Regions from separate parts of the Homo sapiens genome. Here region 1 is linked to region 2. A link is an interaction called in ENCODE POLR2A ChIA-PET data of the cell type or tissue named here. Cell type or tissue: CD4-positive, alpha-beta T cell. All regions are shown on one strand. Links, peaks and the distances in the headings refer to the core of each region. The heading gives the core; the rest is flanking DNA.

The links. ChIA-PET counts read pairs that join two places held together with the same protein. Peaks named below come from ENCODE experiments on the same cell type or tissue, not always from the same donor. Only the 100,000 strongest peaks of a DNase experiment are listed, where the experiment ranks them.
Region 1: POLR2A ChIA-PET joins it to region 2 with 19 read pairs; 2 of 35 experiments call an interaction of 5 or more read pairs at or near these places.

Annotation. Positions count from the first base shown.
Region 1 is chr12:126,890,499-126,907,290 of GRCh38, forward strand. No RefSeq gene overlaps it. Among named protein-coding and RNA genes, the nearest start is that of LINC02372, 24 kb to the left of the region's middle. RefSeq lists an enhancer at 11,879-13,078. In CD4-positive, alpha-beta T cell, for the core only: no CTCF peak of the experiment used is centred there; no DNase peak of the experiment used is centred there.
Region 2 is chr12:126,762,404-126,779,195 of GRCh38, forward strand. It overlaps LINC00944 (long intergenic non-protein coding RNA 944), which reads right to left and starts at 9,859. Exons shown (of 5, transcript NR_033878.1): 1 at 9,676-9,859. RefSeq lists enhancers at 9,433-10,632, 10,108-10,187. In CD4-positive, alpha-beta T cell, for the core only: no CTCF peak of the experiment used is centred there; DNase peaks (open chromatin) are centred at 6,308 and 9,948; H3K4me3 peaks cover 1,738 bases; H3K27ac peaks cover 1,485 bases.

The DNA of each region.
Region 1 (16,792 bases), core at 3,957-11,956, 130 kb after region 2:
ATCATCTGCATGGGTGACATTTAATATTTTCTGCAACCTCTTGTGACATTTCCTCAGTGCAAAAAAAAGTGGTGAGTGATTACTATCTAGAGAACAATAGGACAATTGAACTAGAAATGTCAATCACAGGAAAAGGTCAATTATCAAAATATTCTAAGAACATTTTCTGGACCTTAAGGCAAAAACATTTTTGAGTTCACACCTACTGCACTTATTAGAAAACCATTTACAGCATTAAGTAACATATTAGAGTAAATTACATCTTAGACATTTGTTTTGCATCTTCTTGATATAATACAGTAAAGTAAATGGCCCATAAAGAAGAAAAGAGTAATTTTTCAATCAGAAGATTTTAAATATGCAAACAATATTATCCATATCAGAGCATGTACAAAAAGGAGTTAGCTGCATTTTCTTGATGGAAGTTTTACAAAGCTTTCATAGGCAGACTGATTATTTAAAATGGTTAACATTTTGTTCTATTAGATCATATATTCTGTGTTTCTGATGATTCCCACTATTTCAGTAATAACATTATCACAAATGTTACAGGGTATGTTGGCAGAAAATAAACCCCAAAAATTTCATGAAACCTTAATAATTTGACTTGAGATTACCCTTTCAATGATGTCAGAATTTGTCCTACTTCTTTGGAGGTTATAGCTTTGTGTATTACTATTTTTAGTCATTGTACTCTGTATCAATTAAAGCAAACCTAGCAATAGTAACAGATAAACTTGTACTACCAGTCAGCCCACTAAAGTGTCTTTAGAGTCCAATTGGCTGCTGGAATATGAGAGGCTCTGCTCCACACAGTCACTTAGGGATCGAGGCTTCTCCCTTCCAGTGACTGTGGAAGCCCCTAATATCTCAAAGGCAGTCTGGCTTCGTTGCACCTTGGGCCAATAGATGAAGAAAGAGTATTAGAAATATTGCATGGGAGGATATTAGGGACACACTTGGAACTCCACATAGGAATGTGCCAGATAGTTCATTAACAGGGACCAAATCATAAATCACATACTCTGCTCGCTGCAATAGAGGCCAGGAAATTTACCTGTATGTCCAGGAAGAAAGGGAATCAGATATTGTGGACATATAGCAAGCCCTAACATACACTCATTACATTTTGATAGTCCTCTTCAATTGCAAATCCAGCTTCCAAACATAGAATACAAACACCAAAAGCTGTATTTTTTAACCTCATTGTTACAGTTGGGAAGGAGAACGCGACTTGGGCTCTGCCAATTCGACACTTTTATGTGAGATTTTGATACGGAAACTACATTAGGAAATAACTGTGACACAGGGCGTCAGTATTGTGAAAGATGGTCACAAATGTGGTAGCATGATTCCTGGATCAAGAGTGGTGGTCTCATCTTCTCAAGTGTTACAGCCATTATGACTCCTCCTACTTCAAGGCTCCTCCCACCCATGGCTCTTCCCATCCATGTCCCCTCCCATTTCATAGTCCCTCTCCTTCATGGCTCCTCCCATCCAAGGCCCCTCCCACTAATGGCCCCTCCCATTCCACAGTCCCTCATCTCCCTGGCTCCCTCCATTGTATGGCTGCTCTGGTTTCCTGGTCTTCCCACTTTTAATTTTTCTTTACCATGCTGGCTGGCTGTTTGAAGTGTCTCTTGGAGTTGTTTCTGGAATCTCAGGCAAACCTCTGCTACCCTTGCTTTGACAATGCATGAGCTTCCTAATATTTCTTAATATGCCCTTTCCTGCTAAAATTAACAAGAGTGGATTTTGTTTTCTGAAATTAAAGATGCTGAATGTAATAGCCCTTTGTTTTGGAAAAACAGAAAAACAAAGACAACAAAACACACAATCTTTAATTCTGAGGTTTCACCCTGGCTTCCCTTGACAAGCAAGAGAGTTCTGTTTAAGCCACACAATATACTAGTGCTAACATTTACAAATTATAGGATTTTATCTCTAAACCATGAGATCTGATTTTTTTAATAAGTGGAAAGATTTGACATATTTGAGAATAGATATAAGGAAATCTTCACTCATTAATGCAGCCAACATTTTTTGAATGCTTATGATTTACTAAACCTTTGTAAAAGACAGAAAACAACTTCTAGGGTATTTTCTTTTGGTCAGGTTTTATTATCTGATACAGGCATGAGTGTTTACTCTTCTTGTGAGATAATCAATAAAGTCTTGATGGAAATGGGTATCAATTGGTGGATTCCTGAGCCTTAAAGACCAAATAGGTTTCGCAAGGAGAGACTGTGTTGTGGAAATCGAGATGCATCATTTTCCTTTCTGAAACTGAATCAGCAGCATTCAGATTTGTGCATTTCACTTTTGGTCATTTTCAGTGGGCTATTTCATAGAGCTCCATGAAATGACTTGATAGTAATTGAATTGCTCTTGTCCTTTGAAATAATCAGTCTCAATAATCTTAACCACTGGGGGATGGGGCAGGGGGAATCACTGGGTAACAGAAGTTCCAAGTGACAGGAGCCCCATTTTCCTCTTTAGAAGAGGTATCTCCTGGTGTTAAGGGAATGTGTTTGCATGTTCTCACTCATAAGTGGGGGTTGAACAATGAGAACACATGGACACAGGGAGGGGAACATCACATACCAGGGCCTGTGGGGGTGGGGAACAAAAGGAGGGAGAGCATTAGGACAAATACCTAATGCATGCGGGGCTTAAAACCTAGATGACAGGTTGATAGGTGCAGCAAACCATCATGGCAAATGGATACCTTTGTAACAAACCTGCACGTTCTGCATATGTATCCCAGAAAGTAAAGTATAAAAAAAAAAATTCATGACTCAGAGCAAAAATAAAAGTAGCAAAGTTAAAAAAAAAAAGGAAATTCAGATATATCAGCTTTCGAAGTGCACAGGTTCTGGGTCCTGCCATTTGGCATGAAATAGAGTTTTTCAATCTCAGCACTATTGACATTTTGGGTGGCACAATTCTTTCTCCTGGTTGGTTGTTCTGTGCATCATAAAATGTTTACAGTTATCCATGCCCAACACCCACTAGATGTAAGAAGCACTCCCTTCCCAGTTATGACAACCAAAATGACTCCAGACCATCCCCGATTCTCCTGGGAGGAAAGCTGCCCCCTCACTGAGGACCACTGCCTTAGGAACTGAGGGAGTTTTGTTTTGTTGGAGTGAGACTATTTTGATAATGATCTTGTAGAGCTGAGAAATCACATACTCTTCAATTATTTGGAGGCATTTTGCCTAAAAAGATGAATCTGTTGTTTTCAAAGTGTCCCTATACTTTGCAAATTCACTTGAAACAATAAACTGGACACTTAGAATGATCATTCAGTCCAAGTAATCATTCAAATATAATTTATTAACTTGTTTTAAACTCTAGTCCAAGTAATCATTCAAACATAATTTATTAACTTGTTTTAAACTCTAATCCAAGTAATCATTCAAACATAATTTATTAACTTGTTTTAAACTCTAGTCCAAGTAATCATTCAAACATAATTTGTTAACTTGTTTTAAACTCTAGTCCAAGTAATCATTCAAACATAATTTATTAACTTGTTTGTGAAATTTATCCTTTTTTTTAACATGTATGGAAAAAACCTGGATTCCTGCATGACTGCGTGGAGTAGAAACTCCCATTCACCCTCACTGAGCCATGATGTAACAAGAATCAAAACCTTCTTGATTTAAGCCAGTGAGATAATACAGACCTCCATGACTGAGTAATGTTACATGGTTTCAGTGTCGAAGTTGGCATTTTTATTCGGAATCCCAATAGTGTTGAAGATGTCCTAAAGCCATTTCTCAGCAGCCAGGCTGAACCTCAGTAGAATTCTCTTTAGTTTGTCAATGAGATAAAGATTTCAAATTAGTTACAAAATTTATAAAATCCAGAAATTTTATTAAAAATCTGAACTTCCAGTATTCTGAAAAAAAAAATGGCACTGTTGGGCTCATATTCCTCTCTTATGAAAGGACTGAAGGAGAGTAATAGGTAGTCTCTAAAACACTAAATTTCCCATCTGCTACACCAGGCCACCCTCACTCACTAGTGTCACCTTCTTTCCCTTCCGACTGTGTGACATCCACCATAGACTGACGGTGAATAACTACTAATTCAGGATTTTCCACACTAGCAACTTGAGAAATGTTACTGGTATATCAAAATATTATTTTACCTTTTAGAAGATGTCCATGTTTGTCAATTTAGGAAATGTGGATTTTGTTCTTTATTCATCTCCTTTCCATGTCTGCATTTCTGAACACTGGCTTGTGCAAAAGCAAAGAATGATTCCACTGTTCAAATTACTTTTCTAAGAGATGTTTCACTGAAATACAGGCCTATAGCACTTCTTTCCTTTTTCTCCTGTGTGCCAAGATAGAAAAAGCAAACAAACCAACAAAAAACTATACAGGGCCAGTATCTAACAAATGGATAATTTGTATTAAGGTTATAAATATTCTCTGTCTCTCATCCAGTGAAACCTCTATTAAGGGTTCTCTTGAAGCATGAAATCTATCTCATTATTAACTGTTTTTAGAAATGATTTCCCTAGGGTGTCAACTTAGAACAATTTTCCTTATCAAAACCTACTTCTTTGTATCATTCAACAATCCAATTACTTTCTTTTCACACTAATGATCTTTTAAAGGTTGTGTTTTCCTTTCAGAGATAGCAGTGAAATCCACAGTGTATTTTATTTCATGGGTGGCATCCTTTGGGGGCAGAAGAATAAGATTTCTGTGGAAACTTTCAGCTCTTTATTTAGGCTCTCCTGATTTCTCAGATTGGCTATTTAATTAAAACCTACATTTGACTAGGCTCGATGGTTCACACCTGTAATCCCAGCACTTTGCGGGGCCAAGGCGGGTGTATTGCTTGAGCTCAGGAGTTTGAGACCAGCCTAGGCACGGCGAAACCCCATCTCTACTAAAAATACAAAAATTATCTGGGTGTTGGTGGCGCGCACGTGTAGTCCCAGCTACTCAGGAGGCTGAGGCACGAGAATCGCATGAACCCAGGAGGTGAAGATTGCAGTGATCTGAGATTGCGCTACTGCACTCCACCCTGGGTGATAGAGTGAGACTCCGTCTCAAAACAAAACAAACAAAACCTACATTTCACTCTCCCTCTTACCCCGGCCATTATTTTACTCCTGCCTTCCTTCTTTACTTTCTTCAAACCTTTTTTCAATATTTTATTGTGTTTTCTAAGAACCACATTGTCCAATGGTAAACAATATGTGGTTCTAACTGTATAAAATGTTAGAATTAGGTCTCTTTCTTTAGCACGTGAAAAAACATCACATTATTTCTAGATAGAAGAGATGGAATTTATTGGTTTACTAAACAAACATCCAGGGTACATTTGAGTTTCAGCTGCGGCTGTATTCAGGGGCTCAGAAGGACATGGTTTATCTTTTTTCATCTCTAAGTTTAGTCTTCTGTTGTGTCAAATCCAAGACACACTTCTTTTGTGAAGGCAATAAGAGCCACCTGTAGTTCCTGTAAATTTAAATCTTGCAAAAATGAAAGTTATTATTTCCCCCAGAAGTCTCATACATCTGGGGTGTGCAGAATAGAGTTAAGCCAACTGTCCTAAGACTGCTGTCCTTGGAATGCCTTGTTTACAAGGTTGGTGCTTGGCTGCCACCTTGGAACTTGGATGTCAAGAGAGTTCCTGCCATTTCCTAATAAGAATGACTCACTGCATCAAGATTATTTATGCAAACAATGTGGTTTATGGTGACCTCCTGTATTTTGGGGGGAAGTCTAGAATTTTGATATGTGCCAGGCAGAGACTCCTAATGTAACCAGCCCTCAATAGAAACTCCAGGTGCTGATTATCTGATGAGCTTCCCTGAAAAACAACATTGTGGACATGCTGAGACATGTTCCAGAAGGAATTGAGTGCTTCCCGTATGGCTTCACTGGAAGAGGACTCTGAAAGTTTGTACCTGGCTTCCTCCTGACTTCGTCTCATGCACATTTTCCATTGTCTAATTATGCTTTGCTTTTTCAATAACCAGTCATATTCAGGGGTTGATTCTATGCTGAGTCCTGTGAATTCTTCTTATAAATTACTGAACCTGGTAGTGGTCTTGGGAACCCTGACACATTGGGATTCACTCTAATTGCAAGCAGATCCTGGGCAGGTCTAACAGGCTGTACATTCCTTAGGCCCTCAGCTGATGGCCTGTTCCCCTAGAGTAGGAATTGTGCATAGTTTCACATCAGCTGGGCACTTTGACAGGTTATTCATGTGTAATTGTCCTCAGGCTGATACAGGTGGTATGGTGAGACGTTGCTGGGCATGAGGTCCAGGAAAAGTGGTTGGCTGAGGGCAGTGTTTGCAAATATGCCAGGTGATTAATTATGTTTTAAGGTATGTTCGGGTGCTTAGGTTGGGGAAATCAGAATCTTGGTAAATTCCACTTGGCATGTGCTTAGAACTGACAGGACCTCATCCTATAATTTTTGTATTTTTAGTAGAGACAGGGATCTGACAGGACCTCATCCTGGACAAAAAGAGTGCTGTCATCATTAACCCTGAGGACATGAGATTGTCAATAAACTTCCCCCACCAAACACACGTACCTGGTTATCTTCTGAAATATCTGTATATTGTGTGAGGCCATGACAATCTCCAAGATTTATATGTCAAGGTGTTACTCTCCCCAAGCCACCAACCCTCTGTTCTGAGGTTTCCACAATCACATGTGCATTCATGAGCACAATTCTATGGCCAGACATGAGTGAAACCCTCAAAGGGATTCTGTGTACTGATTGGCTAGGGCCTGAGTCACATGGTCCACATAAGGCCTGGGGTGATGTCACCTTCCAGAGCACGTGGCCTGAGACTGGGGTGGGGGTCTGATTTATCTAAACATATTCAAGGGGCTCTGAGGTTACAAAGGAGGATGGGAGATGAGGTGTCAAAATCATAATGCATGTTGACTTGTATGGAGCCCATCTTTTATCTCTGTAAATAGTAAATGAATAACTGTAATACCAACCTTATAAATGTTGCAATTAAAGATTCTAAATCATTTATTGGCCAGGAGCACTGGCTCATGCCTGTAATCCCAGCACTTTGGGAGGCCAAGGTGGGCAGATCACCTGAGGTCATGAGTTCGAGACCGGACTGGCCAACATGGTGAAACCTGTCTCTACTAAAAATACAAAAATTAGCATGGCGTGGTGGTGCATGCCTGTAATCCCAGCTACTTGGGAGGCTGAGGCAGGAGAATTGCTTGAAACCAGGAGGCGGAGGATGAAGGGAGCCAAGATCGCGCCACTGCACTGCAGCCTGGGTGACAGAGCACGACTGCATCTCAAAAAAAAAAAAAAATCTAAATCATTTATGAAAATGGCATAGGGAGAAATTTCTCCGTGACATCAAGGAAAGCTTCCCGAAAAGGAACGGATGAGTTGAGTCTGGATGGATGACTAGGAGTGGCCAGGGAAGGGAGGGGAAGCCTGTGGGAAAAGGCATTTCTTTCAGATGCTTGCACTGAGCTTGGAGTGACAGAATACATAATGAGAAATGGCTTAAACAGCAATACCAAAGATGCTCATGAGAACAAGTCAGAGGAAGGGGATTTATCGGAACTTTTAGTTGCTCAACTATGTCCTTTGGCATTTAAGGTCTTTCTTTTTATTCTATTTTTATCAGTCTATGGCTGCATTTGCAGGTTTTCTCCCCATGGTTGCAGGAGGCTGCCGCAGCTCCAGACAGCAGCACAGCTCACATATCATAAGGGAGCAGGGTGGGTGAAGATGAAATTTGCACGTTGCATCTTTCTTTTTATCAGAGAAATTTTTCCCCCTAGAAGATTCTGGCAGACATCTTACATCTCATTTACCAAAAGCTAGGTCAATGTGGCTACCTGTGACTGCTAGAGAGGCTAAGAAAACAAACTTCTGTGATTTTCTTAAGAATGAGTGGGACCTGGGCCCTGCCTGCAACAAAGACAGACACTGGAATAGCATCTGTCACAGCAATTCGAAGAGAAAGAAAGGCGGGGAGGGAGAGCTATAGGGAGGGAGAGAGAGGGCAAGGGGGAAAAAGAGAGAGGGGGAGAAAGAGGTAGAGAAGGAGAAGAGAGAGGGAGAGAAGAGGGAGGAAGAGAAGGCAGAAAGGGAGAGGAAGTGGGGAAGAAAGAGGAGAAAAAGGGAGGTAGTTGGGGGAAGAGAGGGAGAGAGACGGGGGGAAGAGATAGGAGAGAAAGAGAGGAAGGGGAGAGAGAGGGAGAGAGGGCTAGAAAGGAGAGGAGCACAAGAGAGGGAGAGAGAGAAGGAGGGAGACAGAAGAAGGAGGAGAAAGAATGGGGAAGGAAAAGAGAGAGGAAGAGAAGAAGCGAGCAAGAGGAGAGAAGGGAAATGGAAGAAGGGAGAGAGCGAGAAGGGGAGAGAGATCAAGCTGGAAATGAAAATGCATGTTGTGGCCACAGCATTACGGTACTTGGGTGCCAGGCTGCAGAACGTGTGCAGCACTTCCAAGGGAATAGGTAATATGGATATGACCATACAGACATCTAGACACATTCCCACATAACTGGTGTGTTCAAATTGTTTGTAGCTATTGCCTAGAAATAACATCTGTACTGTTGCATGTGTAGGACTCCATGCCCTTGTATGTCATATGTGTGAATCTGCATCTGTGTGTGTGTGTGTGTAAGTATATGTATGTGAAGAGTGTGCTATAGAAGTCTTTGAGTTGAAGAATCTGCATTGCCAAGAAAAAAAAATACAGAAAAGAAAAACAGGCATGATTAGTAGCCAATTTTTTTGAAAATCAGAACGATGCCTGTACTTATCTAGAAAATTCAAATAATCGGAAAGCGTTGTTTAAAGAGAAAGGAAACAAAAAACAAGAAGTATGAAACAGTTTTTCATCCCTTCCATATTTCCCCTAGACCACAGGCAATCATTCTTTACTACTTTTGTACTTTAAATATTAATCTCCAGAGCTCAAAATACCATGCTTCTTTTTCTGTCTTGATTCTTTGCTAAAATAGCAAAGAACAGTTTTCCTTCTCCTTTCAGAGTTCCTTTTTCTTCAGGGTTGCTTTACTCTTTTTGATTTCTTGGTTTTTTGTTTGTTTTGTTTTGTTTTGTTTTGTTTTGTTTTGTTTTGGAGACAGGGTCTCACTCTGTTGCCCAGGCTGGAGTGCCGTGGCAGGATCATAGCTCACTGCCATCTTGACCTCCTGAGCTCAAGCGATCCTCCCTCCTCAGCCTCCCAAGTAGCTGGGACTACAGGTGCATGCCACTATGCCCAGCTGATTATTCTATTGTTATTATTTTTAGTAGCAATGAGGTCTTGCTATGTTGCCCAGGTTGATCTCACACTACTGAGCTCAAAGCTGTCCTCCTGCCTTGGACTGCCAACGTGTGTTTGCTTGTTTTATTTTTTGTTTGGTGTCATTTACGTTGAAGGGTGTCCTCGTGTGTGGTGGTCTTTTTTGCTTGTCCATGTCAGAAAGTGGGAACTAAGCAGTGGAGCCTGCGGCTGGTTGCCGGGGCTGATCCCTGTAGGGTGATCTGCTGGGTTGTTTCATTCCTGAAGCCTTCATGCCGGCTGCTTTAGGCATTTCTTCTTGCCTTGGTCAAATTCTTCAGAGAAGGAGCATCCGGTCTCCTGTGAGGAGGGTCTTGATCTGCCGTCATCACCCTGGAGCACGGCTGAGGAAGAGACTGTGCATCCCAGTGTTCAGTGCACCCTTGCATGTGCTCAGTATGGACGCTCATTTCCAGCCAGGCCGGAGACTTTCTCTTTGCTGTCTGCGGAGAAGAATCCAACATCAGTGAGGGCGGGTATCTGTTCTGTGCGGGAAACGCGCAGGGGAGAAGAAAAGACACACACACACAATACCTTTAAGGGTAAACAGCCTTTATCCCAAGTATATGGCAATACAGATACAGTAAGCAAATCATATAATAAGCAAATGATACAATACGCAAATTACAATGGGAAGGGGAGAAGGGAAAAGATGCATGTATTTACACTCACCAGCCTATGGAGGATTCACCCCCAGACCGGGAAGGAGCAGCCTGGGTTCCAGAGTCGGCCACTCGTCCGTGCACGGCCGAGGAGAGGTCTCAGGAAGCTTCGGCACAGTCTGGGACCCGAGCTCTTTTTGTAACGAGTTGTTTGGCATGAGGCCCAGTCACGAGGGCCCCTTGCGACTTGGCTCAAGGAACACAAAAAGGTCAACTCGTTTTTGCAATTGTCTATCGTTTTTCAATAACTGACGTATAGGAATACATCAAAATAGAGATTTCTCTGAAACAGCGCTAGATGAACGCCTCAAGGTGCTCACACAACCTGTTCCGGGACTTGGTGACCATTGTTTGTGTCCACTTTCAATTGAGTTCAAATTTAATATTTACCTTTTCCTCCACAGTATCCAGGTGCCTGGAACTGGGGAGGGGGGCAAACTCTGTGGAATAAATGTGATTGCTGTTTGACTCCCCTTCCCTCCCCACTGGTATAGGATTTAACTTGCTGGGACCCCCCACTGTTTGCCAACTTCCGTTTCTTGTTTGTTTTTTTTTATTACATCCTCTCCTTTTCCCTTTGTCTCTTGGGTTTATGACTTACAAACAGAATCAATATTTGCATTTTAGTGGTGTTTGGGAAGGAGTGGGGGGGTACAATTTGACATCTTTACTAAATGCTGATTAACCGATCTTTTTTACAATTTCATTTGAATAATTTAATGTTATGTAGACCACAGTGTAATGGGCTACAAAATGTAAGCTTTTAATTTATTTCATCCCATATGATTACTATCAATTTCTTGATTCTTCCATTATGATGCTTTCTCAGCTATTAGTGTCGTCTAACTGCCAGTAAAACAGACAAAAATTCAGCGCCAAGGGTTCAAGAAGACAAAATCAACTCCTTTTCTTTCTTTGTTTTTTCCCTAGTAGGTATAGTTTGTTTGTAAATCAAGCTTTTATGGAAATGAAGGGGAAAAACCTGCTAACATTCTTTTTTCTGCCTTAACCTCCTAGGATGAATGATTCCTTGTACCCTCAATGTTTTGACCCTCAAAAAAAAATCCATTTTAACCAGGACATCTACATAACTTTGCTCCCTGAAGTCCTATGGAGCAGAGGCAAAAGGTCAACATATTTTCATAATGTACATTTTTTCTTACGAAAACATATTTCTTGAATGGATTTTATGCCAAGTAATAATTAGACCTAATCCCTAGGTCTTCATATGTTAACCCTGCACCATGATTAATGATTCTGTAAAAAATAAGTAATGTTTGCATTTTCTATACACCATCAACCCAGCAGAGGAATAAGAGAATGCTTTCAACATTTAGTTAACCCTACGAGTGAGAGAATTATTTGACTTTTAAAATTAAAATAACTACTGCACATCTTGATTCTCATCACATTTTTCTCTTTATTACTGTTTTTATCCTGTTACCTGTCACTCGTATCACAGGAAATGATGCATCCTTTTTTTTTTTTTTTTTTTTTTGGCTTTTCAAAAATTTTAATAGCTTATTCCCTGTTAAAGCTAAGAAATACTTTCCAGTATACCCTACCTCCCAAAGTATCAGGGATTTTTTGTTTTTTAATCCAAGAGAGATTTATGAGATCATAAAACACAATCTTTATGTTCTTTGCTTCCCTTTTCCCAAAATCTAAAATTATTCAGAAATATTTAACCTTTTCTTGATTTGTAGCCATTACAGCTAATTGGAGGATCCTGCCATAAAATGATGGCCCTCTGTCATGTGTTGCCTACTTGTTTAATTTAGATTTGTGGTTTCTTGAAAGCCAACTGAAAGTGTTTGACCCCTCATAGGAAAATCCTGTTGTGAATGAGAAGGATTCCACAGATCACATACCAGAGCGGTTTTGCCTCAGCTGCTCTCAACTTTGTAATCTTGTGAAGAAGCTGACAAGCTTGGGTGAGACAATGTTTTGCATGATGCATCCTTTATAAGAAATAACAATTTGCTACAATTAGCAAGATTCATATTAAACGGTTAAAGAAGTATATGCTTTTTATTGACAAAATTGAAAATTATATAGGGAAAATCTTTCTTTCTTTCTCCCTCCCTCCTTTCCTCCCTTCCTCCCTCTTTCTCTTTCCCTTTCTTTTTTCCTTCCTTCATATACATGTTAGCATTTCCTTTATGAACAAAGAGGAAGAAGAGAGAAATGTCCTCAGAGGGGAAATATGTTCAGTGATCTGTATTTAATTCACTCGTGTATATTATGAACCAGCTACTATTTTAATTTCATATTCTGTATTTGAAATTCCTAATCACACTTTGTTTCACTCCATCTGCTTTGCCCTTCCCCTAAAGCTTTATTTTCCTTTACTGAGTCACCTTTTATAATTTACTGAGAACTCACAGCTTTAATTTCAAGATGATTACTCTCTACTTCTCTGATGACAAGAGTTAAGAGACGCTGATGTAATCGCAAAGGAGAGGAATTCCACCTACCTGCAGGAGTTGGCCTAGCAATTCTCAGAAGGTAGGAACCAGAAGGGGCAGCCTCTGAGAACTCCACCTTCAGGGCACTGGCACAGATCCTGACACTGGGGAGGGTCAGTGTGTTACAGGAAAGGGGTCCTGATCCAGACCCCCAGAGAGGGTTCCTGGATCTCGCACAGGAAAGAATTCAGGGAGAGTCCATAGAGAAAAGTGAAAGCAATTTTATCAGGAAAGAAAAGGAAAAAAAGAATGGCCACTCTGCAGACAGAGGAGCCCTGAGGGCTGCTAAATGCCCATTTTTATGGTATTTCTTGATGATATGTTAAACAAGAGTTGGATTATTCATGCCTCCCCTTTTTAGACCATATAGGGTAACATCCTGACGTTGCCATGGCATTTGTAAACTATCATGGCGCTGGTGGGAGTGTAGCAGTGAGGACAACCGGAGGTCATGCTCATCGCCATCTTGGTTTTGGTGGGTTTCCGCTGGCCTCTTTACTGCAACCTGTTTCATCAGCAAAGTTTGTGACCTGTATCTTGTGACGACCTCCTATCTCATCCTGTGACTTAGAATGGCTTAGCCTCCTGGGAATGCAGCCTAGTAGGTCTCAGCCTCATTTTACCCAGTTCCTGTTTAAGATGGAGTTGCTCAGGTTCAAATGTCTTTGACAAATGCACTCCCCACGTGGATGCTCAGAGTCTCATGGAGAGAGTTCGCAGCCCTGTTCACTCTTCTAGGTTTTTGGAGTGGTACAAAATGATATAGAAAATTAGGTGGTATTTTACAATCTGCAGTACAGTGAAGGGGAAACTGTTCTACTCTTTACCTGCATTAAGTTTATAATTTAATAGCACCTTTCTGAATTTCAACTTTGGTATTTAACTCAACCAGGCTGAAAAGTTTCTTCCAAAGCTTCCAAATAGTACATTAATAGTCCTGGTTTTAGAAAGCTGTTTAGCGACTTCAAATTCTGGATAGCATCTCTCCGCACAGCTCTGAATAAAGTTACCAATACCTCCTTATTGGAAATCTATTTCTGTAAATGAGACCTTCAGTGACCAAAATCAATCTTTTCATTTTGAGGTATGCTCTGAGAAGACATTAGACCTGTTGTGCCACCCTTCCAAATGCATGCCCTCTGGGCCCTGGTGAGCTTCAGAAACATCAGGAATGACCTTTGGTGTCAAGAACTGATGACTGGATTAACCCTTCTTGGTGTGGTGCTTTTTATCCTTGCAGTTATGTCTCCTAAAATCTATCCTACAAATGAACTTGAGGTCATGGGTTAGTTCTGCTCACCCCTTCTCTGGATCTTATTTCTGATTTACTGAGTATCCCCTACTGAACTGGTGACTCCTGCTCAATATCTTCATACATCTGAGTCACTGACCACATCAGATGGAGGAGATAGAAATCCTGGGCTAAACAACAAACAACTCGTTGTTGTTGTTGAGACAGGGTCTTGCTCTGTTGCCCAGGCTGGAGTGCAGTGGTGCAATCATGATTCACTTCAGCCTCTACCTCCCTGGCTTAAGGAATCCTCCTGCCTCAGCCTCCTGAATAGCTGGGACTGAAGGCACACACCACCATGCCTGGCTATATTTTTTCTTTTATTTTTTGGTAGAGATGGGGTCTTCCTATGTTACCTAGGCTGGTCTTGAACTCCTGGGCTCAAGGGATCTTCCTACCTCAGCCTTCCAAAGTGCTGAGAATACAGGTGTGAGACACTGAGACTGGCCCTGAATAACTTTTTTTTTTTTTTTTTGAGACTGAGTCTCACTCTGTTGCCCATGCTGGAGTGCAATGGCACGATCTTAGCTCACTGCAACCTCCGCCTCCTGGATTCAAGCAATTCCCTGCCTCAGCCTCCTGAATAGCTGGGATTACAGGTACCCACCACCACACCTGGCTAATTTTTGTATTTTAGTAGATATAGGGTTTCACCATCTTGGCCTGAATAACTTCTATGTGTAATGCTTGGCAACAAATTAAGCAAAACAGATATCAGATCACAGCTCAGAAAACTCATGCATCTGACGTTGCTAACAACATGTGATTCTAATATACACCAAAAATGGATGTTACTGGAAAGGTCCTGATCCAGTACCCAAGAGAAGGTTCTTGGATCTCACGCAAGAAAGAATTCGGGGTGAGTCCATAGAGTAAAGCGAAAGCAAGTTTCCTAGGAAAGTAAATAAATGAAAAATGGCTATTTCAGAGACAGAGCAGCCCCAGGGGCTGCTGGTTGCCTCTTTTTAATGGTTATTTCTTGATTACATGCTAAACAAGGAGTGGATTATTCATGAATTTTCCCGAGAAAGGGGTAGGCAATTCCTGGAACTGAGAGTTCCTCACCTTTTTATTCCATATAGGGTCACTTCCTGATGTTGCCATTGCATTTGTAAACTGTCATAGCTCAGGTGGGAGTGTCTTTTAGCATGCTAATGCATTCTAATTAGCATATAATGAGTAGTGAGGACCACCAGAGCTCACCCTTGTTGCTATCTTGGTTTTGGTGGGATTTGACTGGCTTCTTTACAGCATCCTTTTATCAGCAAAGTCTTTGTGACCTGTATCTTGTGCCGACCTGTGATCTCATCCTGTGACTTAGAATGCCTTAACCTCCTGGGAATGCAGCCCAGTAGGTCTCAGCCTTATTTTACCCAGCCCCTATTCAACATGGGAGTTGCACTGCTTCAAACGCCTCTGACACATATATTCTTTAAGCAACAAAACTTTAGTACAACCATATTTTGCAGTATCCTTCCAAAATGTGTTGTGCTTTCTTGTCCTTTAAGCAGAATATGAGGAATATATGATAATGTGTCTGAGTGCTTGTGTGACTGTGTGGGTGTCTGTGTGTGAGTGACTGTGTGTGTCTGTGTCTGTGTGTATGTGTCTGTGTGTGTGACTGTGTGTGTCTTGTGTCTGTCTATGTGTGTCTGTGTGTCTGTGTGTATGTCTGTGGGTATGTGACTGTGTGTGTGTGAGACTGTGTGTGTGTGTCCGTGTGTGTGATTGTGTATGCGCATGTGTGTATGTGACTGTGTGTATCCATGTGTGTCCATGTGTGTGTCTCTGTGTGACTGTGTCTGTGTGTATGTGTGTGCATCTGAGTCTGTGTGCATGTACCTGTGTGTGTTGGTATGTGGGACTCTGTGTCTGTATGTGTGACTGTGTGTGACTGTGTGTGCATGTGTGTGAGGCTGTGTGTCTGTGTGTGTCTGTGTGTTTCACTGTGTGTGTGTGTGTGTGTGTGTGTGTGTGTGCATCTGACTGAAAATCATCACTATGAGCATTGGCTGTTGGTCGGGTACCAGCATTGGATGCAGTGAGGCCTCTGAAGCTGCCTAACTAATCCCATTTGTTGCTTTATATACCGCTCTCAGACAAGCATGTTTCTGGGGTTTTTCTCTTAGTTTTTTAATGTCTAATCTTATTGCTGCATGCTGTCACTTTTTATTGCTCTCAGTGTGCTTTTTCCTAACAGGTTTCACATGTGCAAATTTGCTTTTTGTAAACAACCTTTGAGGAAGAAATCTTTGTTTTCTATGCTGTTAAGTTCCATGAGGGAAGGACCTCATTTCTCTTGGTCTCCTTGCACCTGGCACACAGGGAGGCTGAAAGGAGAGCTCATTAAATATTCACCAAGGGAATAATCAATTCTATTTCAATTGAACATAAAGGAAGAATAAGTGTCTCAGAATCCAAATGGCTTAACATTGCCTAATACAGAAACTTGGTGGGTCTACATTGGCTTCTAACAGGCTTAAAAATCTCTTGGTTCTTGGTTATGTCATTGGAAGATGTACTTTCTTGGCAGAAATTCTCTTATTTTTTCCCCAAGACCTCCTTGGCCACGTCTTGTTGGAAATCCTCCTTTTCCCTCTCCATGTGGTTCTAGAGAGCTCTTTTGTGATTACCCTTTGAGATATCTTCATGCAGGGATTTCATCTGAATTTTGCTGTGTACTCAGTTTGGGGGAGAGACCCTTCAAGAAATATGACCACTCATTGCCTTTTGCATGTTTTTTTCTACTACACTTGACTTTAATTACCTTACTCTTATTTAAATTCTTTGAGTGCTCTCCTGTCTCATTTGCAGCTGTTTACACCCATTTAAATCTCTTCACATCAACAAAGCCACTTATTTTATCCCGGTAATTTACTGGTCCAGATGTTAGTTACTGCCTGTAGGATTTTTTTGCCAGTTAATTCAAGATCTACCATTTTTCTCTGTCTACCCTGTGCATCATTTCTTCTATAAAAAAAAGTAATGAGCCCACATTATTAGGGCACAATTAATAAGGTAATTTTTTCAAACCCCTTTCATTTTAT
Region 2 (16,792 bases), core at 5,808-13,807:
ACATAGAACCTGTTCCAAGATTAGAGTTCCATGTAACTGCTCTGTAATTAACAACTTGAACATTGGAAAATATTGTCCACTTGGGATACTGTGCTAGTCCATTTTCATGCTGCTGATAAAGACATACCCGAGACTGAGTAATTTATACAGGAAAAAGGGTTTAATGGACTTACATTTCAATGTGGCTGGGGAGGCCTCACAATCATGGCAGAAGGCAAGGAGGAGCAAGTCATATCTTCCATGGATGGCAGCAGGCAAAGAGAGAGCTTGTGCAGGAAAACTCCCCTTTTTAAAACTGTCAGATCTCATGAGACTTATTTGCTATCATGAGAAGAGTATGGAAAAGTCCTGCCCCCATTATTCAATGACCTCCTACCAGGTCCCTTCCAAAATACATGGGAATTCAAGATAAGATATGGGTGAGGACACAGCCAAATCATATCAGATACCCTTTCAATCTGGTATACCAGTGAAACTACTAACTCAGCTGGTCTGAAGGACCCTGCAAGAAACTGTCTTACCAAAGAATGCAGTTTCCATGTCCTGATGGTTTATCCCTCCTATCCTAACCAATCAATGACCCCAATCTTCCAGCCCCTCAACCTCCATGAACAGCTCCAGCCCAGAAACCCTTGCAGAGATGGAAAAAACAGTCTCCTTCCATCTCCTCACTTGGTGCCCTGCAATTATTAAACTCTTTCTCTGCTGCAAACCCTGCTGTCTCAGTGTATTGATAAGTTACTATGCAGCAGGTATACACATCTGTTGGTCCTTTAACATGTATTCCATTATTTGTTCATTCACTCATGTTTTTGTTCTTTCATCCAACATTCCTTGAGAGTTTACCAGACGGTACTATTTTTCTCAATTTACTGGTGAGAAAATTGAGGCTCAGAGAGGTCAAATAATTGTCTTAGGGTTACACAGCCCATGAGCAGCAGAGCAGAAATTCAAACTCTCAACTGTTTGCCTGGATAGTCACAGCCTCTCTGTTTTACTGCCTTGCCTCACCTGCAGGTGCAGTGGGCATGGCAGCCTGCTGTGTTCCTCTCCAGGTCCCAGGGAACAGCTCTTCAATGGGGTTATGCTGGGTACCTGTTTATTCAAAGACAAAATGTTTCATGAGGGTGTTGGGCTTACCCGGGGTTACACAGGAAGTCACTATCTAAATCACATACATCCTGTGTTAGTCCCAGTGCCCATCAGTCCTTTTCTGATCACCACTCAAACTGGCTTGAGTGAGAAAGGAATTTATTAATTTGTTGATAAGTCCAGGAATACACGAGTTCCAGGTGTAGCTGGAACCAGTAGCTGAAGCATTTTTCTCAAGACCTGCTTTCTCTGTCTCCCTGCTCTGATTTCACTTGTGCTGGCTTTTCTTTCAGGCAGACTCTCTTCAATTGGTAACCCCTGACAGACACATGCTCTTGTCCTCGCAGAAGGCAGAAGATGTCCCTTCTCTACTCTTGCCAGCAGTTTCAGTGAAAGTCCTGGACCCGACTTCCTGCCCAGATAGAGTCTTGCATCCATCTGATATGGTTTGAATAACTCTCCCCTCTAAGTCTCATGTTGAAATGTGACTCTTGCCTTGTGGAAGGTGTTTGGGTCATGGGAGCAGATGTCTCATGAATAGGTCTGTGTCTTCCCCATGGTAATGAGTGCTAATGAGTTCACATGAGAGCTGGTTATTTAAAAGAGTGTGGCACCTCCCCTCTCTGTCTCTTGCTCCTGCTCTTACCATCTGATATGCCAGCACCCTCTTTGTCTTACATCATGATTCTAAGCTTCCTGAAACCCCACCAGGAGCAGATACTAGCACCAGGCTTCTCATAGAGCCTGCAGAAATGTGAGCCAAACTAAACCTCTCTTCTTTATAAATAACCTAGTCTCAAGTATTTCTTAATAGCAATTCAAGAACCGACTAACACACCATCCCTGAATCAGTCACCGTGGACAGAAAATGGAATGTTCTGATTGTTCAGGCCCAGATTATGTGCCCTTCCTGAGCATGTGGTGGAATCTGGAAGGACTGTGAGTGCAGCTATGATAGGAGTAGAAAAAAAAGGACTCCAGGTCAGCAAAACAGCAAACATCCCCTGTGTCAATGCAGGTGCACCACACAGCATTCATAAATGAGCATTCTTCAGGAAGAGAGCCATAGTGAGGGCCCTGGAACCATGCTGGACACACAGTAAATGTCAGAAACTGTCTGCTAAATGCAGTGCATCTAAACAAAAAAGGGCTCTGTTAGTACTGTATCTGGAAAAGCTTTATTCAAAAAGAAGACAATGCCTTGGAAAGCAAACTTCCTAATCATGCTGGACATTTCAAGGATGTATTTGCACTTTAAAAATGTGGTTGAGAAGATATGCTTGCAAACTTGAAACTTGCTTTCATAGTCTAGTTAAAGAGAAAAGTTGTTCACTAGACACTTGTTGATAAAGGGAAGTCGTATTTTATTCAAAGGTATTGCAATAAGGGAGAGAGACTGAACTCAACTCTGAATACAACAAGGACAAGGGAGGATGTTTAGCAAACTAGCTGAATAAGGAGATCAATGGATGGAAAAATAGGCATCAAGTGGAAAGGGGCGTTTGATAAACTGACCTAGAAAGATTCTTGTTAAGGGCAGACCAAAGATTTGGATGTCAAGGGCAGAAAAAGAAATATTTTATGATAAATAAAATTGATGGGTGGTTCTCAATATGCTGATTTAGCAGGCTGAAGACATGAAGGTCTTCAGGGTCAAAGCTTAGTCAAGGACAAAGATCAAAGAAATCAAACTAAAGTGTGGTCAAGAAAGCAGTCTTCGTCAGTAAACAACAGAATCCTGGCCTTAGCAGAAAGTCTGTTTTTCCTGGTTCCTCCACCCTCATGATTTTGAGTTTTTAAGGGTTAGTGTATTTTCTTTTCTTATTCTTTTGTATTTTTCTTTTGTAGAGATGGGGGTCTTTCCATGTTGCCCAAGCTCATCTTAAACTCCTAGGCTCAAGCGATCAACCTGCCTCAGCCTCCCAAAGTGCTAGGATTACAGGCATGAGCCACTGTACCCAGCCAGGGCAAGTATATTTTCAACTAGTGCAGGGACAGCAGTTCCCTTGTGGTGTAGAAAAGCTTCCTGGCCATAAAGCTGGGCAAACAATTAGAAAAACATTTAAGTGATGATTTAATATAAATAAGAATATTACAAGTTGAGGGCTTGATATTCCCCTATTAAGCATTATTAGTCAGAAATTGCACTGGATATGTGTGCAATCTATTTTACTGAGGAAAAATATATGTAGACTATAGACTTGCTAGTGTAATTAACAGCATCCTTCTAGTGAATTTTAAAGCATCCAATTTACTCAGATTGTAGTTTTCATCTCCCTACACTTGCTAATCAGTCTGTCAAGCATAATAGCCATTTTGGGATGGAAGTATTTAATCCTGTGTGAATGGGCTTATCAGTATGCCTTAGGAAGACAATATATGACTTCCTGGCAAAGAAATGGCTGCAATTAGGCAGTGATTATGAAGTGTACTTGTCATTATGGTTTTAAAAATCATACCAGGCTAACCTTGTGGTAGAGGAACTCACAAGGTACAACTGAAGGTTCAAAATATGATTACATTTGGTGACTGGGAGCATTCTTGACTCTTGACTCAAGGGTGTGGTTCTGAAATCTCTGAGTCCATCCCTGATGCAAAAAGATCAGCTTTAGCATCTGGCTCAATGGATACTGGGGAAATGTGTAGCTAACACAGGACCCAAAGTCTTGGGGAGGGTCATGCCACCATTAGCTTTACAACCCACTTGTGAGTGTGCCGATGTTGGAAACTTGAATCTCCTCATTACTTGGGGACCTAACTTCTTGTATCCCACATCACTGTAACAGTGAGAGAAATCTAACACAGCTGAATCAATCTTGTTTCTAACCTCACTAGCTAACTGCCTTTGATCATTACTATATGTAAAACAAGCTAATGATGGGAGGAAATTAGTTTATAGTTTAAAGCAAGGATGATAATAGCCACTTTCAAAAACTCATCCCTGAGGAGATAAAGAGGGCCATACACATAAATAACCATGGTATGTTAAATGTTTATAGGAGCATTGTGACCTGACCAAGGACAAAGAAGCTTCACAACCCCCTTAGGCTCCTGCCAATGCCTTGATGTCTGCGGTCACCTGTTACCCTCTGATCTCAGGCCCCTCCTTGATTCCCCTTCACCCAAATAAAAAGAAGCTTGGAAGTCATGCCTTTTAAGATGGTCCTTCAGGACATTAGTATGCCAGCTTCTCAGTTTGCTGGCTTTCTGAAATAAACTAGCTTTTCTAGCCCCAGTGATAGAGGCAGGAGGCAGAGAAATCCTAGGCAGACAAGGGCGGGTCCCTGGTAAAACCCCACCTTCAAGCAAAAGACAGTTTAAAGCCTGAAGGCCAAGCTACAAATCAAATCCACTCACCGGGTTGAGAACCTGTCTTCCTGTTTGACACACTTTCCTTTAGTTCCCACCCTTCACCTATTTTACATATACCTACCCTTCCCTAATTGCTTTTACACTGTGCCCACCTTTGAGTGCTACCTTTGTTTTAATCTTTTTTGCATATTCACAAATCAATCAGCATGCACTTCCTTATCCTGTGCCTATTAAAGCCCCAGACTCAGCCACACTGAGAGAGACCACCTGACTTCAGGAAAGAGATGACCCCACCTTCCCATCCTCTCTCTGCTGAGAGCTGTTTTGTTGCCCAATAAAATTCTCTGCTCTCATCACCCTTCAGTTGTCAGCATGACCTCATTCTTCTTGGACACAGGACAAGAGCCTGGGAGCCATCAAAGGCAGGTACCCAGGAAGGATGTAACACTGGCCCTCTTCCCTTGCTGGCACTGGTGGAGAGCAGTCACCCCACATGATAGAAGCAGCGGCAGGGCCAAGCCAGCCCCAGAGCCACACCAGTCCCAGAGTCATGGGCCGGAGTGGGGCAAGAGGCTGGCTGAGCTGCTAACACACTACTGCCCATTGGGCTGTGGATGGTGGAACTAAAAGAGTTAATTAGCACACTGTAACACCCCGTCTGGGGCTTCAGGGTCATTGGCACCCCTGCTTGGGCCCTGCAGCATTCCCCTTGGGGTGACATGCCTGGTCTGGCCGCAGGCCCCGCACAGAGTTTGCTCCTGTGTCAGCCCTCAAAGGGGCTGATCAGGCCCTGCACTCACTCACACACGTGCTCCCTCCTGCCAGGGGCTGAGCGTGGCTGGCGGAGTAGACAGGGCGCCCCTTGCTGTGAGTCCAGCAAAGGGGCCAAGAACAATTCTGCATCACCAACACCTTGTCTCTCAACTTATTGACTATTGTACAGCAAGCAGTGTGAGCTTTGGATTCAACAACATGAGTAAAGGCAAATGTATTCAGAGTAGGATTAAGTCACTTCGCTTCTTGTGTTCAGACTTGAGATTTTTCTCTCCCTAATTATATATTTATTTTTTCTTTTTGTTTTTTTTCTTTCTGTGAGATGGAGTTTTGCTTTTATTTATTTATTTATTTTGTTTGTTTGTTTGTTTTTTGTTGTTGTGGTTGAGACAGAGTTTCGCCCTTGTCTCCCAGGCTGGAGTGCGATGGCATGATCTCTGCTCACCGCAACCTCTGCCTCCTGGGTTCAAGTCATTCTCCTGCCTCAGCCTACCATGTAGCTGGGTTTACAAGCGTGCACCAACACACCTGGCTAATTTTTATATTTTTAGTAGAGACAGGGTTTCACCATGTTGGCCAGGCTGATCTTGAACTCCTGACCTCAAGTGATCTGCCCACCTCAGCCTCCCAAAGTGCTAGGATTACATGTGTGAGCCACCATGCCTGACCTCTCTCCCTAATTATCAAGGAGCCATAACTAATAATAATTTTGCATAGAAGCAGAATGTCTGGAGCTCCTGATCTCCCTGTAAATATAAAATCTAAGTTACTTTGCCCTGAATTTGGGAAATATCTGTCAGAATTATACTGTGACTCAGAATCACATGGCAGATACAATGGACATGATTTTTTGAGTTAGAGTTTAATGGTCTAGGGGAAAATGTCAAAGTCAAAATATTACAGACTATTTTAGGGCTACTTCAATCTGAAAAACAATCTTCAAAATCTGAATATTCTTTTTTAACCTGAATCTGAAAATCAGAGTTTAGCCTAAGCTGGAGAATTATAGAGACCTGAAATGTCATTCTGTTCCCAAGAGGAAACCGCAATAATTTTGAGACTCTAGAGTGAGGAAGAAAATTGTTTTCATCCACTTTTGATTGGTCGTGGTTTCATGTTGAGAACAGTTTTAACAAACAGGAAATCTGTCAGATTGCTTAGTGATATCGGTCATACACGAGATGCATGTGTCCTGTGTTAATTCTCACCACTTCAGGGCAGTGAGAAAATGCAAATGGTGGAATCCCACCCAAGTCAGTCTCTGCTGATTCTCTATTCTTTTTTGTTTGTTTGTTTTTTGTCTTTTTTTTTTTTTTGAGACAGTCTTGCTTCATCGCCCAGGCCGGAGGGCAGTGGCACAATCTCAGCTCACTGCAACCTCCACCTCCTAGGTTCAAGTGATTCTCCTGCCTCAGCCTCCCAAATAGCTGGTATTACAGGCGTGCACCACCATGCCAGGCTTATTTGTATATTTGTATTCTTAGTAGACACTGGGTTTCACCATGTTGGGCAGGCTGGTTTCGAACTCCTCACCTCAAGTGATTCACCTGCCTCGGCCTCCCAAAGTGCTGGGATTATAGGCGTAAGCCACCACGCCAGGCTGATTCTCTATTCTTCCATGAAAGCAAAAACTCAGATCTGGCTAATTTTCAGAGGCATCATGGCTTAATGAAAAGTACATGGACTTTGGTGTTATAGCTAGTGGTTAATCCTGGTTCTGCTACTTAACGAAGTGTGAGAACTTGGGCGAGTTACTGAACATTTCAGAGCCCAGTTTATCATAGGAACTTGGGCAATACTGATGTCTCTTTTAGAGAGTTGCAGCTGTGTTGAAGTGAATAACACTGTCAAGGGACAGGGTTGGCATCAAGTAAATTACTCAAAACAGTACTACTTTAAAAACACAATCTTGACAGGGGAAATAGCTCCTAGTCTTATATTTAAATAAGTGATAGGGATTAATTTTGTTTAATTTATGCAAGTAGCTCATGAAGTATAATTTTCTAAATCATAAAATTATGACTCTAAAAATACATAAAATTAAACCTGTATAAATTTTCTTTTAATTACTACTTAGAGAACCAGTAACATGGTAGGACTGGCTTAAAGAACATTTTTAAAGCCTAATATATAAAAGCAACATTAATATATGATGTATGAGTTATATACAAAAACTGGCTTATATTCAATATGACATATTTTGGGGGGTGTTATCTGTTCCATCAAATAGAAGTAATTTGTATCTCTACCAGGACAAAAACAACCTTACTAAGTCTGGGATGCTTATTCAATAGTATCAATGATGAGTTCACTTCCTAGCTGATTTTGCACATGGCATTTGGCAGGAGGGTTCAGTTCTTCACTGGCTTTTGATAGGAGTATGCATTTGTTGTTGTTGTTGTTGTTGTTTGTTTTGTTTTGGCTACATGGGTTTGAGTGTCTTGCTGAAATACGGCCAGATTTTCCTAGAGTAAGTGATGAGAGAGAACAATGCCTTTTATTTTCATGACTTAGCCCAAAAGCCATATGTAGTAGTTTGTTTTCATACTGCTAATAAAGACATACCTGAGACCAGCTAATTTACAAAAGAGAGAAGTTTAATTGGACTTACATTTCCACATGGCTGGGGAAGCCTCACAATCATGGCAGAAGGCAAGGAGGAGCAAGTCACGTCTTACGTGCATGGCAGCAGGCAAAGAGAAAGAGAGCTTCTTCAGGGAAACTCCTCTTTATAAAACGGTCAGATCTCATGACACTTACTCACTATCAGGAGAACAGCATGGGAAAAATTTCCCCCCATGATTCAATTATCTCCCACTGCATCTCTCCCACAACACATGGGAATTCAAGATGAGATTTGGGTGGGAACACAGCCAAACCATATCACCATATATTATTACTTCTGTTTGTAAATTACTTCTGTGAGTAACTCATTTGGACTCTCACTCACTGAGAGGGGAAATAGACTTAACATGATAAGGGAGGGTTTGTTAAAGAAAAATTTGTGGACATATTTTAAAGGCACCTACCTAACAAACAACCTCAGAACCTCAGTGGTTTGAAACAATAAGGTTTATTTCTCACTCATGCTATAGGTTCTTCAGTGATCAGTAGAGAGGTTCTGTTCATTATGATCAGATGCACAGGACAAATGAAAACCACTGTATTGAATACTATAGATCACTCTGGAAGAAGGAAAACAAGCTTTGGAGAGTCTTCAGCCAGCAGTTAAAGACCCCCATCTAAATACCACATTATTAGAATAAATAACAAAAACCACATAACCATCTCAGTATACCCAGAAAAAGCATTTAACAAAATCCAACACCTTTTCATATACATTTTTAAAAAACCACTCAATAAATTGGAAATAGAAGGTAAAGGACATCTACAAAAAACTCCACAGCTGTCATTATAGTTAATAGTAAAAGACTGAGTTATTTTCTCTTAAGATCAGGAATAAGACATGAATGTCTACTCTTATAACTTCTATTCAAAATTTTCCTGAAATTATCCAAGATAATTAGGCCAGAAAAATAAATAAATAGCATCCAGTTTGGAAATAAAGAAGTAAGTCTATTTATATTCAAACATGATATGACCTTGTGTATGGAACATCTTAAGAAATCCACTTAAAACCTATTAAAACTAATAATTAGTTGGACAAAGTTTCAAGATACAAGATCAATATACAAAAATAAATTGAAATTCTATATGCTAAAAGTAAGCAATCCAAAAATGATTTTAAGAAAATATGTAATTATATTTATAATAGCACTCAGAAATAATATGATATTTAGGAATAAATTCTTAAAAGGAAGTGCAAAACCTATGCATGTAGCACTAGAAAACATTGTTGAAAAGAATTAAAGAAGATTTAAATAAATGGAAAAAAATTCATGTTTGTGGATTGGAAGACAATATTGTTCAGATGGCAGTACTCCTCAAATTGATCTATAGATTCAATGTGGTCCCTATCAAAATTCTGGCTGGATTTGTTGTATAAATTGAGAAGCCTATCATAAAATTCATATTGAAACACAGGGGACTTAGAACATCCAAAACAGTTGAGAAAAATAACACATTTAGAGGACTCACACTTTCCAATGTCAGACATTACCCGGGCACAATAATTAAAGAGTGTGGTATTGGTATAAAAAAATGACACACAGACCAGTGGAATAGACTTGAGAGCCGTAAAACGTACCGTTACATTTATAGTCAATTGATATTCAACAAAAATTCCAGACAGTTGAATGAGGAAAAAAATAGGAAAAATAGTCTTTTCCACAACTGCTGCTGACAAGTATGTTTTGGATCCCTTCCTTACACCACACACAAAAATTAACTCCAAATGATCCACAGACCTCAATTAAAGAGTTAAAATTGTAATACTCTTAGATGAAAGTATAGGATTAAATTTTTGTTGCCTGGGTTAGGCAAAGCTGTCTTAGAGACAACACTAAAAGTACAAACAACAAAATATTTTGTTACTACCTGTCTTCCTGATGTGCGTCTAGTCTAGGCTGTTTTTCTTGTTATTGTTACTGAGACGAGAAGTCTTCTTCCGACCGAAGGTTCTTCTCAATCGAAGGGTTCGTGGTCTCACGGCTTCAAGGAATGAAGCCGTGGACGGCAGTGGCGAGTGTTACAGCTCGATTAGAGAGTGTGCTGCGGCAAGATTTATTAAAGCGAAAGTGAAAGGAAAGCTTCCACGTGGGGGAAGGGGACCTGGAAGGGTTGCTGTTTCTGGCTTGGGTATCTTATGCTTACATCCCCTTATGACCCCTGCCCTCTTCCTTTTTCTGTCCTATAGAATCAGCTTATTTTCTATCTGCTTGTGGGTTGGCGGGCCTAGTTGGTTAAAAACATCAGGCTGAAGCTAGAGCTTAAACTCCCTATATGACTGGTTCAAGTTTCAACCACTTAGCTTGCAGCTATGAGTCAGTTTGTCTTAGGGGAAAGTCCCCTTTGATTGGTTGAAGTTTCCATCCCTTAGCTTTCAGCTATGACTCATTTTGGCTTAGGGGAAAGTCCCCTTAGGGAAGTCCCTATTGACCCAGGAAGTCCAGCCAACTTAGCCACTTAGTCCCTCATTACAACTCTTCCCATTTAACTGAATGAACCACTCCTTTTTAAAAAAATCACCACTTTTTTTTTTTTTTTTTCTTAGAGACGGAGTCTCGTTCTGTTGCCCAGGTTGGAATGCAATGGCGCGACCTTGGCTCATTGCAGCCTCCGCCTCCCGGGTTCGTGCCATTCTTCTGCCTCAGCCTCCTGAGTAGCTGGGATTACAGGCGCTGGCTAATGTTTGTATTTTTAGTAGAGATGGGGTTTCACCATATTGATCAGGCTGATCTCAACCTCCTGACCTCGTGATCCACCCGCCTCGGCCTCCCAAAGTGCTGGGATTACAGGTGTGGGATTACACCGCACCTGACCTAAAAATCACCACATATTTTAAAGCACTATTTGTCTCAGGGCATTGTGGGATTTCAGTGATGAACTGGATTTAGCTTTTAGGTTGAACAGGAAACGTCAATAGAATTTTCGGTTTTCATGTCAGTGCAGATCTCGCAAAATAAAAATAAATGTGGCATTGGCTCTAAGGGCAGGGCCCATACACTAGTCCAGGCTATTCTGTAAATGATTAACACATCTCCAGGAGGAGATTGCCGCCCCAGAAACACCAATTCTGCTAAATACTGAAAGCAAATCTCACACTTGGGTTCTTGAGATCCCATAGAGTGTGGCTTTGCCATTCTAATCTCCTGGGGAGAGGGGAGATGTGGCAGGAAGAGACCACTGCACAGAAGACTCCTAGGCTGATAAGAATGTGTGAAGATGACCTGCAGATGAATATGCAAAGGAGAGTGCATGGAGACCACCAGCAGAGGACTAAATTAGAAGAAACAATCTGGAAGGGTGCAGGCACTGGTTTGGCTGCCATTAGTCTGAAATCCATACAGGAATTCAGAGGGGAGACACATGTTGCTAGAGAGACCAATTCAGGGCTAGAGAGAGGCAGAAGTGAATCTTCAAAGACAAGAGCTAAATTTTCAGCTGTAAGGAAGGAAAGAGATATTATACCAAGGTGCCTTGATTCTGATGGTCATGGTAAGTCATTCATTCATTCATTCATTCATTCATTCATTCATTCATCTGTTCGTTCATGCAGATTGTGGTGGTGGCACACAGGAGTTTAGTTTCAGACATATTAATTTAAAGATGCATAGTAGATATCTAACTGGAGACAGGTATTGGTAGTTGGATGGAGGAATCTTGAAGTAGGAAGAAATATTCAGGCTGAAGATATGAACTCTGTGATTTTTATTCTTATGTTTTTAAACTATTAATATATACCTTTTTCTGAAATCAATGAATTTCCCCAAGCAACTCCAGACAGATGTCTGGGGCCTCATTTATTTATTGGTTTCATAAATCTGAGCCCTCTTTGATTTAGCGTTATACAGCCAGCCCATCCCGGGCCTGATCTTTGCCATCCTAATCATGAACTAAGCCCCTGCCATGTAATTGTGTGTCTACTCCTCTGCCTCCGGGGATTGTAAGTACAGTGTTCTTCTTTATGCATCAAGATGTTATTGCTGAGATGTGAATCATGCAATTGCCAGGAGGGTCTCTGATCCCAGCTGCAACTTCTCCATTGAAGACTAGCACGCCCTACAGGGGGTTCAGAATAAAGGGAACCTCTTGACCACCCCTGAGAGCCCAGCCAACCAGCAACCCCAATGCATGAATATATGGCCATGACCTCAGTAGTGATTGCTCTCTCTTGGATAGGCCAATCTGTCTTCTAGAAAGTTAAAATTCTTCAGTTAAAAAGGCTCATGTGGTGCAAACTTGTAAAGACAAGAGGGGGGAATGTTTCACATTCTAATGATCTGTTTTTGAAAGTAATTTGAGGGTCCTTATATAACTCTGCTTTTTTTATGTTCCCACTGGATGTGCAACTATGTCATGCACGAGGCTGGGGACACCGAATGAATGAATGGAAAGTCAGTGAATAAATGACTGGGTTCTACGTAGACTCTGCCCCACCTGGGATCCAGTGTCTCACTGAGCAGCTGGTGAAACCTGATGCCTCCACTTCATACCTCTGTGACCTCCCTACTCCCCAGTTGCCTCTTCTAGCAGTAGACATGATAGACTTTCACTTGCTGGCCTCATTAATTCCAAAGATGACCTTGTGACTATGTCTGGCCAATGGTTTGCTAGCAAAAGCCAACCATCCCTCTTCTGGACTTGAGCATTTAAATCCCAGTGTCAAAACTTCCAGAGCTCTTCTTTCCCTTCAAGTCCAAAACCAAATAATCTAAATTTAGAATGGCATGTATAGTATGTATTACTTATGTAAAAATGGTGCAAAAAAGGGTGCATAACCATGTAATTGCTTGTAGATATATAGGATATTCTAAGGAAAATCAATAATAAACAGTAACATCTCGATCAAAATATCCCAACGCCAGTCCCAGATAAACGCATAAACATTTACCTCTAGAGCCCCAAATAATAGTTTCCCAGATGTGACTGCCTGCTCACTGTGTATATTGACAGAGGTTGTTGAAGTATTTCTTTTTTTTTTTTTTTCCGAGATGGAGTCTTGCTTTTCTGCCCAGGCTGGAGTGCAGTGGTGCGATCTCGGCTCACTGCAACCTCCGCCTCCCAGGCTCAAGTAATTATCCTGCCCCAGCCTCCCAAGTAGCTGGGATTTCAGGCATGTTCCACCATGCCCAGCTAATTATTTTTGTATTTTTAGTAGAGATGGGGTTTCACCATATTGGCCAATCTAGTCTTGAACTCCTGACCTTGTGATCCGCCTGCCTCGGCATCCCAAAGTTCCTGGCTGCAGTATTTCTTAAGTCAACCAGAATGAGCTCATCTTTTTTATGGAGAGACTTAAATAGAAATAACCAGCATTTATGATGTGTCCATGTGATTCTAGGTAAGAGTTTTCATCCAGGGTGGTGGGTAATAAGAATAAATGCAGATGGACTATTCTTAAAAGTTGTATTGGCTAGGTGCGGTGGCTCATGCCTGTAATCCCAGCACTTTAGGAGGCCAAGGCGGGTGCAATCATGAGGTCAAGAGATCGAGACCATCGTGGAACATGGTGAAACCCCGTCTCCACTAAAAATACAAAAATTAGCCAGACATGGTGCCAGATGCCTGTGGTCCCAGCTACTCGGGAGGCTGAGGCAGGACAATTGCTTGAATCCAGGAGGCGGAGGTTGCAGTGAGCTGAGATCATGCCACTGCACTCCAGACTGGGCAACAGAGCGAGACTCCATCTCAAAAAAAAAAAATTTGTATTTAAGGAACAGTGTAAGAAGACGTGTGTGCTGTCCTATGCTGGAGACAATCCTGGGATGTTTTCAGACAGACAGGGCAAAAAACAAACAAACTAAAAAAAAATGTCTGGCCAGTGTTTAGTGTCTCTGGTTGTGCCATAATAATGTTGATGAAATCAAATAAGCGGCACATGAGGGAGAGTTGTTTTTGTGAGGAACTGTTGTAGATTTGGCAACTGAGAAAGTGCAGGTGCTGAAAGCATCTGTTCATTTTCAATCATTATTATTGTTCACTCCCAGATATGCTGGCTATGTAAAAATATAAAGTCACTTCTACCAGTCATAAGAAAGATCGTTATCGATAGAGCTGGGAGACAGCCAAATGTGGCCCAGGTCATTGTGCACAGGCAGCTTGCCTAAAGATGCCCACAGTGAAAAATTTCATCCCTGAACCTATGCACAGTAAGGGAATAAAGCAATGTGGAGTGGCTCAGACTAAGGGCCCACCTGCCCACTGGGAGAAGCGAGGGGAGCCACTGTAAATTCACGCCTTATGCAGTGGGAGGAGCTTGGCCTCTTCAGCTCATGTGTGGTGGCCTGGTATTCAATCTGTGAGGTGGGAGCTTGTTGGCAGGGACCCCCTTTTTTTTGCTGAGAGCTTTCTTTTAATACATTTTGCCTTCCTCACATTTCAGTGTGTCCACGTGCCTAATTTTCCTGGTTGTGAGACAAGAACCCAGGTTTTAGCTGTGCTAAGGAGCAAAAAATCCTGCATCACTATTTTAAAAATGAATCCACAATGAGGTTGAAAGATGGGATTCTATGCACACACACACACACACACACACAATTGTTTGCATGCTTTCAAGCTTCATATAAATAGTGCAACTTGCTTTTGTTTTCTTAGTCATATAGTTTCAGATTTATTTGTGTTGAAAGATGTAGTTCTAGTGACTCCATTTTCAAGTAGTTATTTGGTATTTTATTTATTGATTTATTACACTGTTTTATCCATTATCTGGTTGGTAGACAATTATTATTTTTGACATTTCTGTGATTACAGATGATGCTGTTAAATATTCTTATATCTATCTCCTTGTGCACATACACAGACACACCCACGTACATGCCTATGTGTATATATAATATACATGTATTATATAAAATACTTTATGTGTATATACATATGCATATACACATCACACACATGCATATACACATGCATACACACAAACATCTGTATGTTTAAAAATTACATATACACTCAAGAATGGAATTGCCGCTTGATATTGCATATATATCTTTAATTTTACTAGATATTGTGGAATTGATTTTCCAAAGTTCTCCCGCTAAGATACATTCCCAGAAGCAATGTATGAACATTCTGGTCTCCTTATATCTTCTCTATAATGGTTGGTACTGTCAGGTGTCTAAATTGTCTGCCCGTATTTTGGATGCTCGGTAGTAGTTCATTTGCTTTAATGTGCGTCCATGGAATTGACAGTGAAAATGAACCACCACCTATATATGTCTTTTGCCTATTTGAAATTATTCTCTAAAATATCCATTTATAATGTTCACTGATTTTTCTGTTAGTTTGTTTGTATTTTACTTATTGCTTTGTTAAAACTCCTTCTCTATTCTGGATACTATTCTCTTGTGTTTTGTGAGTTATGAATATCTTTTTGTATTTTGTAATCTGCATTTTTTATTTTTTGTCTTTTATTCTATAGAGTGATGTATTTGGCTGTTCAGTTATGGTTTGCAAGAATTTTTTAAATATAAGCATAATTGCCACTATGTATCCAACAATTGGTAAGCTCTAATCTTTGATGTATATTATCTTAGTGCTCACATCAACCTTGTGAACAAAGCATTGTCATTATCTCCACTTTACCAACGAAGACTCTGAGATCAGAAAGTCGAGTCAATTTCCTAGGGTGAAACAGTCAGTATGGTGCTGAACTTAATCCAGCTTCTTGTGTCCTCAAGTCTATGTCTTTAAAAATGTCAATAAATAAGTGATACATTGGCCTAGTTGTTCAGGATGTAGGGAAGAGATTAGCACATGTGCTATAGTGTGGGTGGGGACACAATGGTATTTAGGAGAGTCATTCATTCATTCATTCATTCATTCTGTGTGCGTCTGTCCATTCCCTTCATCATTTCAGTCATCAGACTTCTACTGGGTGTCTACCACGTTCCAAGTACTCCACTGAAAACAGAGGTAACCAAAAGAATAAGAGAGAACCTGTGCTCAAAGTCACCAGTGTGTGTACAAAGGGTTGTGTTCCATGGTACCATTAAAGGAAGTAAAAAGGGTAATGAAATTTAAACTCATAACATACATAAATAAATTATAATGAAGATAAGAGCAAAAACATCAATAATATTTATAATAGATAACAAATAGAGAACATGAATGAAAACCATAGCTACTGCTTTGAAAAGATTAATAACATTGATAAACCTGTAGCTTAAGTGAACACTAATAAAAGACATACATTACCAGTATGAGAAATAAACTAGGTAACATCCCTAACATGCTACAGATGCTAATATAATAATAATGAGATGCAATGAACAACTTTGTATCCATATGTTTGATAACTTAGATGAGATGGACAAATTCCTTGAAAGGCACAAACTGTGAAAGCTCATTCAGAAGAAATAAGTAAATAGTGTTACTTATTTTAATTTAATTTAGAGTCTCAAACCTTCCAAACAAAGAGAAACTCAGACCCAGGTAGCTCCACTAGTGAATTCTATCATACATTTAAGAAAAAAAATAATAATCCTACGTAAACTCTTTAGATAACAGAAGAGAACACTTCAGAGCTCATTTGATGAGACCAGATTGTCCTGATACCAACATCAGACAAATGCAGAAATTACAAAACCAGAAAACTATAGACCAATTAATTGCTTATGAAGATAAATAAAAATTATCAACAAACTATTAGCAAATCAAATCCAGCAGTAAAACAAACAAAAAAATAACATGCCCAAACCAAACAGGGCTAATTCCAGGACTATAAGGCTACTTCAACATCCATTAATCAATTAATGTAATTCAAAATATCAGCAGATTAAAGAAGAAAAGCCATCTGATCCTTTGAATTGATGCTGTAAAAGCATTTGACAAAACCTAACGTCAATTTATGGCAAAAAATCTTAGCAAACTAGGAATGTAACTATTTTACCTTAATAAATAGCATCCATAAAAATCGTATGTTTAACAACATATTAAAGGCTGAAATAATTAAAGTTTTCCCTGAAAAGAACAGAAACAAGGCAAGGATGTT